Linked DNA regions of Homo sapiens: region 1 is linked to region 2. Evidence: read pairs that join two places in POLR2A ChIA-PET (ENCODE). Cell type or tissue: Panc1. All regions are shown on one strand.

Region 1 (5,000 bases), 150 kb before region 2:
AATTATTTAAAAAACAAGCTATATATACTCTGTGTGTGTGTGTGTGTGTATGTATCTCAATATAAAACACAATTTAATCACTTAAAAATATGCCCATTAGGTATATTAGGATTAAGAAGATATATTTACACAGACATGCACATGTATTTACTGTGTGTATGTGTATTCGAGAGATAAAATATTGTGTAATTGATTGAACTGTTCATCACAAGTCAGACTACTGTAGGGGGGAACTCATCTTTTATCCCATCCAGTAGGATTTGTTTGGTCTAAATTCTTAAAATATTTCACCTTCATAAAAAAAAATTTCACCTTCATTATAGATTTGTGATATGGTCTCTGAGAGAAGTGACAGCTGTGTCTGGTTTATGTAGTAAATTTGTGAAAATTGTGAATATTTGACTTTTGAAACAGAAATGCATACTTTAAACCTAGATAGATTCATCTGGCAATTCCCTTTCTCAAGCGAAGACTAATTTTAGAATTTGTGGTCTTTTTAAAATTTTATAAATCCAAATTCTTATGTGTTTAAAATATGCTTAAACTTACGGGACATTGATATTATTCTTTGAAAAATGAACTTAAATGAAAGTCAGGTTTTTTATAGACATGGAAACTTTGTTCTAACATATTATTTTAATACCATCATCTCATTGGCTTAGCATAATTTATGTGGTTAATTCATAGTTGGATTACAGTGTTACCAGTCACAATGTAGAATTAGAATAAAAGATCACTGTTTAGAGAGTATTTTTTGATTGGTTTAACTTTGTACACTAAATATATTTATAATAGATAATGTTCTGTTTTGACTTTTTAATTTTAATTTCCTACTATGTTCATATAATAAACATTCTAGTTTCAGACCATTATTAAAGAAAGTGAATATAAACTTTATATGTATGTTTGCATTTTTTTATAGTCAGAAACAAATTTAAGTAAAGAAATGGAATCTGTAATGAAAGATATAAAAAATACCACTCAGAAGAAATATAGAGACTATAGCAAGACCCCGGGCTCACCAGACAATGATTTTCTCTTTATGTACTCTGTTGCTAGGTAGGTATATATAGTGTATACTTTTTAGTTTACTTACTATTAATAGTTGATTTTATTATTTAATAAATATTTGTTTTATTTATTTAAAGGATGCATATTTTTAATATCAGTTGAAATTATGGCTAGTTTTAGTGCCTGCTAGGATAACTATAACTGTGCAGCTTTATTTCCTGAAGAGGTTTTATTTTAATGAAATATTTGCATAAATGTTACTAAACATTATAGTACATGGGGGAAAGTATGTTACTAACATTTTGGGGCAGATATGTACCTCGAACATGTGAGTATTATCTATGAGACCTGTCAAAAAGTGATAATACTGAGAACTAAAACGTTGTAATATGTTAAACACTTTGATTTATGGAAAAATAAGAACAGTAAGAAATAGAAGAACTTTGTTTTAAATAGAAACCGAAAAGATCTAGTGATAACCTAAAAGACAGGAGTTTAGAAGAATCAGATAAGGGAGAGGAAGCAAGGGATCAGGCATGTTCTAAACCTCAATTTGTAGTGAGTAAGGGGCTCAAGAAAGCTGTTAGAAGTGAATGTTTCTCATCTTTCAGATTAGGAAGGATTAGTCTAATTGTATGCAATACAGAAGCAGTAGTTCTAAATAGGAATTTTGGAAAACTTGAGTGAAAATGCAGAACCATAAAAGCAGTAAATAGAGGAAAAACAGACACAACTAAGAACTTGTAAATGCATTCTGCCAAAACTGACTCTGTACATCCTTGAATATCTTTGGAAGCATACTTTATATTTTATCTAAGTAGTATTGTAATAGGTAAGATTTAGAGAGGTAATGTGACTTGAGGTCAATACAGCAAGTCTGTGGCAGAGTAGGATCTCTTGAGTCAAGGTTTACTGTTTTTTTCAATTGCTATCTTCCTTTTTCCTCTCCTATGTTTAGCTTTTATAGGTTCTATTATGTATATAGTTGATCATGGCTATTCTCTCTGGTCCACTCCTGGAACAGAGGGTAACAAAAGAGTAAATGAACTATACATAGCCTTTGGAACCCAGGAGAAATGGAACCAGATTTAGAATAATTGCAGCAAGCAAATTAGAGCTCAAGATAAGGAACATTAGTTGGTCTGAGAATGCAAATACTGGACATGGGTTGATGTAAAAGGATTTAATGGATTGGAAAGTAACTTTGTAGTCTATATATTCCTAGCCTCTTGTTTATCTAGAATGTTTTTGGGGAAGACATAACATTTAGTATTTTGTTTCTGGAGAGTTACTAGTTACTACATTCTTGCAATAAAAGACACTATGTGAAAACAAAACAATATAATTTAACTTTGCCAGGGTGCCAAGGTTTTACAGAACTTCCATATGATATTGTGATTATAACATTGTAGACGATTGGGTTGAATATGGATCAACTCAGTTCTGTTATACATATTTATACACAATCACAGACCTACACACATTTATGTTGCTCATTTATTTATGCCTTTAATTTTATTAGAGTTGACCTTTTAAGAAAATCTTTATTGAATGGGAATAATCTGTCATTGGAATTTTCCTGTAGTATGATAAATCAAACAATTTGATTTAAATATAATTTAGTGGAAGTTTTAGATCCTTATTTCTTGGTTTAAGTTTGTAAGTAACTTACAGAAAAAAGCTTGCAGTGATAGTGGGAGACCTTCTGGATCAAGACATTTTGGTTTCTCTATTTTTTAGAGAAGCAGGGACAGATGTCGAATGCTTTACTAAGGTGTAAACGGAGAAACAGAGAAAATATACTTCCCCCATCCTTTTCTGAAACTTAATAAATTCTAAAGCAGCAAAACAATAATTCTGAAAATGAGTGTATATAACACTTTAAAACTTTATTATCTTTTGCTTGGAATTCCCCAAAATATTGCAAAGCTCTTCCAGTGAGGCGGCATTCCTTCTCTAAGTTTTACTTAGTCATTACAAAGAAAACAAAGGCTGGGCATGGTGGCTCACACCATAATCTCAGAACTTGAGAGACCAAGGCAGGAGGATTGCTTGAGACCAGGAGTTTGAGACCCGCCTGGACAACATAGTAAAACCCTATCTCTATGAAAAATAAAAAAAAATTAGCTAGGTTTGGTGGCACACATCTGTAGTCCCAGCTACTTGGGAGGCTGAGATGGGAGGATCCCTTGAGCTACAAGAAATGAGAGGTCAAGGCTATAGTGAGCTGTGATTGAGCGACTGCACTTCAGCTTGGGCAACAGAGCAAAACCCTGTCTAAAGAAATAAAAAATAAGATAAACAAATTGACTCAGAAATTAACAACATATATTGAAGGAAAAAAGTATGTTGTATTTAAATACATTGTAATTTTCTCAAAACAGGAAACCAGGCCTTTTATGCATAACATATAACTTATTTATGCATAACATATAACATTCCTAAAAGGTGAACATTAAAATATTTAGCAATATTTAAATATTTAAGTAGAATATTTAGCAATAAACTTACTTTGAATTAAGTTTTGAATTAAATGTAGTGATTTTTAAATGTATAATTCATTAGAACTTGCACATTTATTTGTATTTAGTATTAGTAACGTGAGTGGAATACAACCCTCATTTCTTAGAGCTGGATTTCTCCCTGCTGAATAAGTAATTTTGTTTGCTCTTCAGAGGGTTTGAATTTTGGATATTTAGAAACAAAGTATTTCTGGTGAGTTTTACAGCTTTTCTTTTTTTTTTTTTTTTTGTAAGACAGTACATGTCTTTTGGTTTTAAATTTTATTTGCATGGTGAAGCCTTGGAGAATTTTCTGAGGGTATCAGAGAAGAAACTGTTGGAAAATCCATTCAAATTTAAAATGATCTAAAAATTAATCAAAATCATTACATTCAAGTTTCAATATATTTCCAAAATTTTCATTTTATTACACATGTCAGTCATCTATACAGATAATGGAAACCAAATTGGGGGGAAGAAGGTTTTCTTTTTTCAATACCAATCATTATTTTGTTCTTGAAACAATGAATGACATGAATTTCAGTAACTGATTTTTCCAAGGATTTTTGGACTCAAGTTTCATATAGTCTAGAGATACTGGTGAGTAGCAGGTGGTTTGTATAGAGAAAAATGGAAAGAAAATGAAACATAAGTAACTGCAATGTAGGTGGAGAGACATCTTTAAATGGTGGGTACTCAATAGAGTGAATGTACCTTCATAGGTTACTTTGTAAACTAATCATGTTCAAAATAAAAGGGACGCTTGCTAAATACCAAATTATGAATCTTTTTAAAAAAACAAAAAATTCTTTCCTAAAACAATCCTTTTTTGGGGCTTGGTGGGGTCAATACTGGGTTTAAGGGAATGGAAGAGTTAGGAAAAGAAAGAAAATAAACTGCAAGGGCTAAAGAGAATCTTATAATTGGTTACATATCAAAAGAAAGATGTTGTCAGTTCCCATTTTTTTTCTTTTTAAGCATCTTATCAGGTACCCTGGGGATTTAGAAGCTATATTTGAAATAGTCCCTGTTCTCCATGAATTTACAGTTTAGTTGGAGAGATGGAACTAATATAACATCAATCTATATAACAGAATATAATTTGTTTTTAAAAATATCATATAGAGAAAGCACTGTAGAACTTCTAAAGGGAAGATGAGCAAATTGAAATATAAAATATGTGTAAGTCCTTCTTTCTGTCCCAGGAAAGCTTCCTGGAGAAGTTAAAAGTTGAATTGCCTCTTGTATAATATAGGCTGTGGTATGGATGAAGATACTGGTTTTTTTTTTTTTTTCCCCCTGAGAAATTGAGTAACTTGCTCAACTACTGAGTGGTAGACTCAGGCCTTGAACCTAGATCTCTTTCCAGAAGCTTTGCCCTTTTCACCAAACCAACGTGTGTTTGAGAATGTGGGGTGTGTAGTGTGTGTACACACGTTTGCTTTTCAAATTATAGTCTAAAATAGAAGTTAGTGTTGAATGGGGGGA
Region 2 (5,000 bases):
AGTTGACTGGAGATTCCCCATGTGGTGTAGATGATATGCACAAAGCCACTTTGCCAAACTCCTCTTTTGACATTTGGGTGTTTTAAAAAAAAAACCACTGTTTGCCAGCTTATACCCACAGTTTGCAGACGGCATCCATGACTACGAGAGGCTGGGGAGGGAAAGAAACTCCCATAATCCCTCTCGGTCTCTTTTCCCATTCAGTCTCCATCCATCTTCCCCAACCCTGATAGTCTCTGGCGATCTCTTGGTGATCTCACCTCTCATAACACCAGCTGGGGAGGCAATGAGCTGTGAGGATTGAGGCCTTCAGAGTTAGGCAGACCCAGGCTGGAAAAGCTGCCTCTTACTCATCCTTCCTAAGCCAGTTTTCTCATCTTTAAATGGCCTTGTTGGGTTGTTGTGAGAATTATATAAAATAAAGCATGCGAAGAGCCCAGCACAGTGGCAGTCACATTGCTGTTTTCCTGATTATTTCAAGCTCTGCCTTCTCTCCATCCCCAAATCCAAATTGTCTAGCCATGAACTCATGTCCAGGCTCTGGGTTCCACACCTCCAGTGGCTTAAAGACATTGAATGGAAGGCTTTCTCCTGTCAGACACTGTGCCAGACTCTTGATTTACATCACCTCAGCTATTGGAATTGTTCCCATTAGAGATGGAGAAGAGGCACAGAGAGATTGTGAAACTTTCCCAAAGCCACACAGCCAGATTCAAACTGAGATTTGTCTGACTTCAAGGAGCTCATACTTTTTGGGTCAAAATTTGGACTCATTATCCCTGAGTAGACCTGCTCCTCACCAGGGGAAGCATAAAAATTAAAAATTCCAAGTCCCTTTGAATTTTCCTTTCTTATCACCCCTAGCCCCACTCCCTATCCCCTCTCCCTTGCTGTCCTCCCCCACTCATATCTAACCAGTCATTATATTATCTATTCCTATTCCTTATTCCTCCAGTGTCCTTCTCCCCTCCTTCCACCATCACCCTGACTCAGTTCTCAAGCCCTGGGTGGGGACTCCTGACCTGCTTCCAGGAGGCACATTCTGCCCTGGTCTTCTTTGTAGGGTATAACATGGTGCTGAGCAGGACAGACCTGGGAGCCTGACTGCTGGCTGCAAATACTGGTTCCATCCCTTATTAATGGTGTGGCCATAGGCAAGTTACTGTAACCACTCTGTGCATTAGCTTCCTAATACCTACCTCAAAGGGGTGTCATGAAGATGAATTGAGTTAATCTTTAAAAAGCACTTGGAACTGCATCTGGAACACAGTAAGCAGTATATACAAATAAACCAATTGCAACCAGACCCCTGGTCCCAAAATGACAATTTTATTTGAGATTCTCTTAAGAAACTTCTAAACCCCAAAGAACTGAAGTCCAGGGTTGTGCCAAAACATCCACCCAGGCTGATCCCACTGCCTCCTGGAGAGCCCCTATGCTGGTTCTCTTGTTTGCTTTCTAGATTCTTGATTTAAGCCTCACATTCCTGCTTCTCAGCTGTGCAGCCCTCTCCTGTGACTCTCAGTCAGCTTGCAGGACCCCTTCAGGACTTCCTCCTCCAGGCAGTCTCCCCAGCCCACAGTGATGACCCCTGCTTGAGACTGGGAGTTTCTTGCACTTATTATTTTGTACTTAATTGCAACCTGCCACGTGATATTTGTTATATCGCTTTTTTTTTTTTTTTTGACATGGAGTTTTGCTCTTGTTGCCCAGGCTGGAGTGCAATGATGTGATCTTGGTTCACTGCAACCTCCGCCTCCTGGGTTCAAGTGATTCTCCTGCCTCAGCCTCCCAAGTAGCTGGGACTACAGGCATGCGTCAGCCTGCTCAGCTAATTTTGTATTTTTAGTAGAGATGGGGTTTCACCATGTTGGTCAGGCTGGTCTCCAACTCCTGACCTCAGGTGATCCACCCACCTCGGCCTCCCAAAGTGCTGGGATTACAGGTGTGAGCCACAGTGCCTGGCCCATAATGCATTCTTATACATTTTTATTTAACTTGTAACAATACTTATGCTTTGTCTACACAACTTAATTATAAGCTTCATGCCAGTAGAGACTTTTCCTTTTGCCTCTTTGTTTTCTCCACCGTGTCTAGGATAATATTTTGCACATGAGATACGTTCCCTAAACATTTGCCAATTGAATCATAAACCACTTTAAAACAAAAATAGCTGACATGAGGCTAAATATAACAAAATTAAGTGTTACTTGGTTTCTTAGTTTCATTTTGCAAATTTTTGTTTCATTTTGAAAGTTTGGAAGTCTTTAATTAGAAATGCATTTATCCTACATGGTACTTTGAAACCAAAGATGTTAGAGTGACACCACTTTATTGTTTTCTTGAAGTGTTAAGTGATGTGTAAATAGAATATTGTTTGACTAATTTTTTTTTACATTTGTATATTTTAAGGTATGGGGAGGGTGGTTTTTGAAATACGGCTAAAAGTCAAGTGAGAAGAATATACATTATCACCTAATTTAATTTTAAGATTAGACTGAAGCACAAGAAACCTCAGCATCATTTAGTTCTCCTTCATGTTGTATGGAACCAGTAATCTAATACCTATCCTGAGAATCTGTCGGCTTCTCTCTTTCTTTTCTCGCCCTACTCTAGTAATTATTTTAACTTTCAATATCCCTTCACGAGTAGGTTTTTGTCATTTTGAGATACCCCCACATCTTTTCAATCAAAAGGCAGAGTGGGAGGAGAGGAGGAAAAAGAGGAGGAAAGAAGTACAGCTATTTTTTATGTCTAGCACAACTCTCTAATATTGCAGACAGGAACCAAGTACTTTACTGGTGCATGTCATTTATTCAGTCTTCTTAATCTTCTCTTTGTAGTGAAAAATCCTAGATTCTTGAGCTTTTCTCAGAACGTATTTATGACTTTAATCATCCGGGTTGCTCTCTTTGGAACCTTTTCCAGTTTCACAATAAAAACAATTTAACAGAGTTTCTGAGCCCTAGTGTTTTTTCTTTAGAAAAAGAGCACTTGCTTCACTGGAATTTATCCTCCTTCCCTTTCTTCCCCACTTCTTCACTTTCTTTTTAGTGTAAAGCTGAATTATACGAGAATTAAAGAAGTCATTTGCTTCTGTTCATTCTTGATCTGTGTGTGTGTGTGTGTGTGTGCGTGTGTACAGTCTTAGCTCAAAAGAACAAACTTTAGCCAATAAGTTAAGCCAATAGTGAGAAATATCTCAACTCCCCTCCTGGACTGGGGCTTGAGGCTCTTGGAGCCTTGCCTGATGGAGAAATTTGAATGAGCTTATGGTGAAAACATGGCTTACAGTATGTGGATCCTAAAGCCCTTTCACCCCATCTCCTCTAGTGAACCAATGTTGTTTTTGCCCACTCAACATCCTTTCTCCTTTCCTCTGGGAGAGGAAGGCGCAGGAGTCCCATTTCCCATGGGGAGTCCTTGTGGCTTGACTGGGGCAGACACTGCTCACATCTCACAGGAGTAGGCAGTGACTCCAGCCTGGCCAATCAGAGAGCTCCATTTCCCAATTCGCAGTGATTGGTTCAGGGCTAGACACATGACCAAAGCCAGATCAGTTGGAGTTTTCCTTGGGACACTTCTTTTTGTGCTGTTCTGCCAGTGGAGGGGACTAACTTTATGGATTAGCAATCTTGGGTTGCTGTGGCCACCTTGTTTCTCAGGTGGAGAGAGCCTGTTAGAAAGATGGGGAGAGAGAGAGAGAGAGAGAGCGCTCTGATGAAATCCTGTGAGTGATGCCTGAAGTCAGTCAGTATAGCCCTGGACATGTCTGAAATATGAGTCAAGAAACCACCTTTGGAAAAAAAAAAAAAAAAAAAAGCTGGTTTGAGACATGTTTTTGTCACTTATACACAGTTTCTGACTAATACACTTGTCATTTTATAATGAGGACATTGAGCCACAGAGTGGTGAAGCGTCTGCCATAGCCTCCTAATTAGAATTTTTGCTGCCATGTTGGCATTATCCCATTTCCTTCACTTTCAGCCCACCACTCCCCTTTTCCCTGTGATGCCAGAATGCTCTTTCTAAACCTCGTACGTGGTTGTCTAATTGAGCTCTTTTTTTTTTTTTTTCTTTTGAGGCAAAGTCGCTCAGTCACCCAGGCTAGAGTGCAATGACATGATCTCGGCTCACTGCAACTTCCGCCTCCCAGGTTCAAGTGATTCTCGTGCCTCGGCCTCCCCAGTAGCTGGGATTACAGGTGCCTACCACCACACCTGGGTAATTTTTATATTTTAAGTAGAGGCGGCGTTTCACCATGTTGGCCAGTCTGATCTCGAAGTCCTGACCTCGAGTGATCCATCCACCTCAGCCTCCCAAAGTGCTGGGATTACAGGCATGAGCCACCATGCCTGGCCTGATTGAGCTCTTTATGATAAAACTCTTTGATGACTCTCCAGTTGCGTATGCTGAATACAGCTGAAGCTTCCCAGCATGGCATACGTGATCTCACAGTCAGGTCTCTGTCCCACACGACTGCCTCTGCTTCTCCTTGGTATTTATGCTCCAGCTATTCTAAAATACTTAAGGTTCCCCAAACATGCCATGCCATTTTAAACTGCTTTCTTTTGCCACCTAGAATTCCCTCTGTCCGGAATGCTCTTCGTGTTCTATGCTAATTTTGAGCTTTTTATTTGTCCTTCAAAATTAATCCAGTTAAAACAAAAGTCAACCCAGTCATCATCCCTCTCCCTGAAGGAGCTTAGAAACTAACAGTAATTCAAGTGACTTCCTTGAGATGACTTGGCTGGTAGTCAGAACTGGAACCCAAGTCTCCTGACTTCCAGCCCATTGCTCTCCTACTGCCCTATGATAGATTTAACCTGGAAAAGATCCAGTGGACGCTTATTTCTCCTCTGTTTATGCAAGTACATCAGTTGCACTGGATCACCCTTATTCCCCACCCTGGCATCTCGATGGCAGCAGCAGACTTCGTTGTACAGAATTTTAAATGTGCCACCAATTATGTGCTGTCTTTCAGGTTGTGCTAATAGCAT

What was found. Peaks named below come from ENCODE experiments on the same cell type or tissue, not always from the same donor. Only the 100,000 strongest peaks of a DNase experiment are listed, where the experiment ranks them.
Region 1: POLR2A ChIA-PET joins it to region 2 with 5 read pairs; 3 of 35 experiments call an interaction of 5 or more read pairs at or near these places.

The regions. Positions count from the first base shown.
Region 1 is chr2:170,007,882-170,012,881 of GRCh38, forward strand. It overlaps UBR3 (ubiquitin protein ligase E3 component n-recognin 3), which reads left to right. Exons shown (of 39, transcript NM_172070.4): 29 at 923-1,059. Among named protein-coding and RNA genes, the nearest start is that of MYO3B, 170 kb to the right of the region's middle. In Panc1, no CTCF peak of the experiment used is centred here; no DNase peak of the experiment used is centred here.
Region 2 is chr2:170,158,577-170,163,576 of GRCh38, forward strand. No RefSeq gene overlaps it. Among named protein-coding and RNA genes, the nearest start is that of MYO3B, 17 kb to the right of the region's middle. In Panc1, no CTCF peak of the experiment used is centred here; no DNase peak of the experiment used is centred here; H3K27ac peaks cover 1,199 bases.